Linked DNA regions of Homo sapiens: region 2 is linked to region 1. The links are chromatin loops, found by intact Hi-C in ENCODE. Cell type or tissue: OCI-LY7. All regions are shown on one strand. Region 1 overlaps IQCH (IQ motif containing H). Region 2 overlaps SMAD3 (SMAD family member 3).

Region 1 (2,500 bases):
TAGTGCTGTGAGTGTTACCCACAGAAGAAAAGCCATTTATAATTAGGTACGACATTACTTTTGTGACCACGTGTACCTCAAGGAGAAGGAAATAGACATGCCTTGTTTGCATCCTGTATCCTTGCCCAGATTAAATAAAGTGGACAGTTGAGGGCAGTTATTTGGAGATTTGGTTTAAGAAATGCTATTGGTCGACTACAGTGGCTCATGCCTGTAATCCCAGCACTTTGGGAGGCTAAGGCAGGTGGATCACGAGGTCAGGAGTTCGAGACCAGCCTGACCAACATGGTGAAACCCTGTCTCTACTAAAAATACAAAAATTAGCCGGGTGTGGTAGTGCACACCTGTAATCCCAGCTACTCAGGAGGCTGAGGCAGGAGAATCACTTGAACCTGGGAGGCGGAGGTTTCAGTGAACCGAGATTGTGTCACTGCACTCCAGCCTGGGTGACAGAGCGAGACTCCGTCTCAAAACAACAACAACAACAACAACAAAAAACCATGCTATTAAAAAGTAAAAGGAAGATTTGGGATATCTGTTAAAGACCTTACCTAAACGTATCTATGCTTATCTAGCATACATTCTGTAGATATTTTTGTAGCCTTCTTCACTTTGACCTTAGGCACAGACCCTTTATAAATGCTTATGTCAAAGAAATAGATGGATCATGAACAAATCTGTCCAATTCCTACAACATTTTAACAACTGCATCAGATCACCCTCAAAACTAAGACACTTAATTGAAAGGAAAACAGTTAGGTTGCTCACAATACTTCTAACCTCCTTTTTAAAAAGTTGCGAAGCCTACATATTTTGACTCCATTTTTATGAAATGTCCAGAATAGATACATCAGGAGAGACAGAAAGTAGATTACTGGTTGCCTGGAACTAGTGGGAAGAGGGAATGGGGAGCAATTGCTAATGGGTATGAGGTCTCATTTTCGGGGGATGCACATGTTCTGGAATTAGATAGTGGTGATGGTTGTGAATATACTGAAAACCACTGAATTGTACACTTTAAAGGGGTGAATTTTATGGTATATGCATTATATTACAATTTTTAAAATCACAAAAGACTAGAAATTATTAGTAATACCATATTCCCTACGTGCCAAATTATTTTTTAGCCTCAAATCATAGAATCCCAAAGCTTGGGCATGGTTCCTCAAGAGACCATTAAGTCTAACATGCATTTTGTGAATAGAGAAACTGACTTCCATAGAGGTGAAGTGACTTACCCAAGGTCACACACAGCAGTCGAGAGGAGAGCTGGCACCTAGGTGTCCTGACAACTATCTAGTGCCCCTTGCCACCACCACTATGTGGCCCACTCTCATGGTTTATCAAGCATGTCAACAATAACTAATTTGAATTATTTAAAATGAGGAATAAGTGGTTCAGACAAGAGGCTTTTATTTTTTTCTAATGAAAGCATAAATTATTCTTACAGATAAGAGAATCTCTGTGAAGGAGTAGATAAATTTGTTGTGGTAAATTTACCAGGCCCAAACTGAGATTTACCTGTAAATGTCCCTAGAGGAAAGTGGCCACATTAACAGACCAAGGGAGCCCTCTACCTGTGTATTTGTAGTATAGATTTCATTGACAAAATCCTTGACCTGGAAAGCTAAAAAGAAATTAAGACCAGGTATTCTATCTAGTCCTTTGCCCACCTTGGTTGGCTTCCAGCATTATTTTTAAGAAAATGTGTCTGAGGATGTATTTGTGGGAGCAATGGGATACACGGAGGAAAATCTACACAAAGTTCCTTTTCTGTGAATAAAAGGGACTGATTAGCAGCCTAAATAAAAGATCCAAATATATTTTTTTCCAGTGAGAATTTCATTAAAATAATTATTTCCAAAGAACTTTAAACTCCTTTGAGGATATAAAATGTTAGTAAGCATTTTTGTTCATCCAGCATGAAAGTTTCATTGTTTCTTTGTTTCAGCGAAAGATAGGGTTGAATGTAAAAATCTTGCAGGATCCTGAAAACATCCACCACAGAGCTGCTGTAAATGCGAACTATGGAATCAGTTTGCCATATATTAATCAGAGAAAAGCATGTGTAAGTAATGAGTTGTTTTAATGAGCTCTTATTTTTTTAAGAAATAAAAGTCATTTATTAGTAGTGTAAGATGTAATGTAGATGTTAAGTAAAGATTGTGATCCTTTTGTCTTTGGAATTTTTTGGAGATGAAATGGCTCTCATTCTGTTTATAATTAGCAATGATTAAGAAAATGTAAGCCTGTTTTTGAAGACTTATTTGTAGCTCATTCAGATTTCTCTATTTTATTTGATATTCCTAAATAATCTAGTACCATAATTTTAACGAGGAAATAATTTACCAGCAAAAAGAATTAATAGAGAAATTTTAAATATTGTATTTCTTTGATAGTAGGCTTACCACTAGAAAAATCCAAATAAAACAACAGCACAGAATCCTCTTCCATTGTGTATACTGTCATAATATGCAAATATTTGAGAATATTATTCTAA
Region 2 (2,500 bases), 220 kb before region 1:
GTGAAAAGGGGCAGCATTATTAATTATGGCCACTATTAATTACGGTCCTTGGCCATAAATCAGGACCGTCCAGGCAAACCTGGGTAATAGTCACCCTGCCTCTGGTCTTGATACCTGACCAAGGTAATGGAGAATTGGATCCGCCAGCTCATGTGCTGTTGCTTAAGTGGAAGGGAATGTGCAAATTATGTCCTGCTATTCTAAGTGAAAGGACTTGCCCAAGGTCATGCAACAAGTTGGCAATGTAATATTTTAAAACTGGACGAGATGTTGAAAACATGGTAAAGTTAGCACTAGAGCTTAATTAACTGGAGTATGAGTTAGGGAACATTTGGCTATGCTGATGTCTACTACTGAAGGGAAAGGAGGTGGAGGTCAAGGTCAGGTGTGTATGGAGCAGGTGGGGGTGGCAGTGGCAGGGCATTCACGTGGCTCTACTATGTCGGCACCATCATCAGGCCCTGTCCCTTTGAAGTCCGGGAGATGCCACTAGGCCCAGTGCAACTTGGATGATATTTAATGGCCAAGAGCAGAGACTTCTGGGACCTGACTTTTCCTGCTCTCCACTTTACTTTAGCTCTGGGCTTCAAAGGGACTATTGGCTGGGAGTGGTGAAAGTTTAGTGGATAATCCTGCTGAAGAATTTTGGAAGGCCTTGAGGAAGGAATTAAAAATAACAGTAAGCATGCCTTTTCTTTCTCTTTGATTGTGGTCAGTGCATGGAATGTGCCAGGGCCGCTGCGGAGCAAGCACGTGGCCCCGAATAACCCCTCCCTGCCAACGGAATTCTGCAGAGAACATGTAAGGGCTGTGCTGTTTCACTCCTGCTTTGGGCTCTCAGGGTTTGTTTCCGCGATCATCCAAACCTCATCCTCCTTCTCTTGCCCCAGATAATTTATTGGAAGTCTGGAGAGGGACTTGAGTTCTCTCAACTCTCCAACCAGACTGTTGCTGTGGGCGAGGCCATGTCGGGTGAGCTCCAAGGAGAGCAGTTGGAATGACAGAGAGGAACGGTTTCAGCCTGAGAAATGTGAAATATAAATTCAAACCAAACTTGGCACCTGTTTGGAGAGCTTCAGCTGATACTACAGTGCCCCTGTCGTTAGCCTTTGTGGCTCAGCTGGGTCTTATAAATAGAACACGATGCATTTCCCCTTTTGCTACCCCACAGACACGCGGAGGCATGTGTGGGGGTGGCATGGACAGAGAGTATTCATTACTTATGCTCCAGTGCATCAGATAGTCATCGTGGGAACTGAGCCCTGGTGTCATGGGGATGACTAGGCCATCTTGTGGGTAAGGCTGGAAGCGGCTTTTGAGTCTCCTGAGTTACAGCTCTTCTTACCCTTGCCAGCCTCCCTTCCCCAGCTGAGGCCCTCAGTCCTTCATGCCTGTGTGCCGCAGTAAGCCAGTTGGCCCCTTCCGTCGTGAGTCCATCCCACATTCTGTATCGGAGCCCAGCATTGCTGTATCAGGATGCTTTTGGCCAAAAGTGACTTGAAACCCAACAAATAGCTTCAATCATAAGAGGGCTTATTACTTCCACTAAGAAGGCTAGAAGCAGGAAAGTCAGGCATCAGAAGGTCTCAGGAGCCTTACATCTTTCCTCCTGGCCATATTCTCTTCAAGCTTGTCTCCTGTTGGTCCAAGGGTGGCCACAACTGTTGCAGATATTACCGTCTATAAACGTTGCATCCAAGGGCAGAAAAGGGCTCCTATTCCTTGGGGGTCTCTTTAGGAAGAAAACCTTCCCCGGGAGCCTCCTGGTATCTTGTTGGTCAGTATTGTATCACATGCAGTCAATGACAGAAATAATGGACCCTCAGAAGCCTCTCGAGGTCAAGGGCCCAGGCTATTCCTTTGACTCATCAGGGTGATTAGTATGGAGGTAGGTGCTTAGTAAATTTTATTTGGGTTAGTGCAAAAGTAATGGCAGTTTTTGCCATTGAAAATAATGGCAAAAACTGCCATTACTTAGGCACCAACTTACTGATTAATGTTTGTTGGTTGCTGGTTTCCTTCGCTAAGTGAGACTCCTGAACACTTACTGATGATGTCTTGCTGACTTCTGAGGACATGATGGTAAGTCTGCCCTCATGGAGCTTGCAGTCAGGTGGAGAGATAGTGCTATAATTGTGTTTGGAGTATCTCCTGAGTAGATTGTGGCAGTCTGGTAGCTTTGGAAGAGGTGTTAAATTGAGGCCCAAGGAGACAAAAGGACCTGAGAAACAGAGCAGGGGGACTGTCTGGGCCTCTGAATGCCATGCCCAGGGCCACACATTTTGTGATGCAAGCCAGGTTGTTTCAGGTTTCAAGCAGTTGCGATTTCTGTCTCCACCCCTCCACCAGTCTTATTTTCCTGTTGACAAAATGATAACAACTTGCCCTAGGGTTTGAAGTGGGGGCAGGGCACAGCGCTGAGAGCCTCCTCCCTCAGGGGAAATTTTCTAAAGTTTCTCACTGTGTTCTAGCTTCAAAACCATATGCAGTTTAATTGCAT

Evidence for each region. A loop is a pair of places that touch in the nucleus more often than their neighbours do. Peaks named below come from ENCODE experiments on the same cell type or tissue, not always from the same donor. Only the 100,000 strongest peaks of a DNase experiment are listed, where the experiment ranks them.
Region 2: a loop joins it to region 1, with 11 times the contacts of the local background. A loop is called at or near these places in 2 of 110 quality-filtered maps.

What each region holds. Positions count from the first base shown.
Region 1 is chr15:67,302,388-67,304,887 of GRCh38, forward strand. All of the region lies in intron 4 of IQCH (IQ motif containing H), which reads left to right. Among named protein-coding and RNA genes, the nearest start is that of IQCH, 49 kb to the left of the region's middle. In OCI-LY7, CTCF peaks have their summits at 1,556 and 1,762; a DNase peak (open chromatin) is centred at 1,564.
Region 2 is chr15:67,080,020-67,082,519 of GRCh38, forward strand. The region is part of intron 1 of SMAD3 (SMAD family member 3); the gene reads left to right. Among named protein-coding and RNA genes, the nearest start is that of SMAD3, 16 kb to the left of the region's middle. RefSeq lists an enhancer at 2,184-2,323. In OCI-LY7, CTCF peaks have their summits at 1,290 and 1,493; DNase peaks (open chromatin) are centred at 1,202 and 2,342; H3K4me3 peaks cover 2,267 bases; H3K27ac peaks cover 2,500 bases.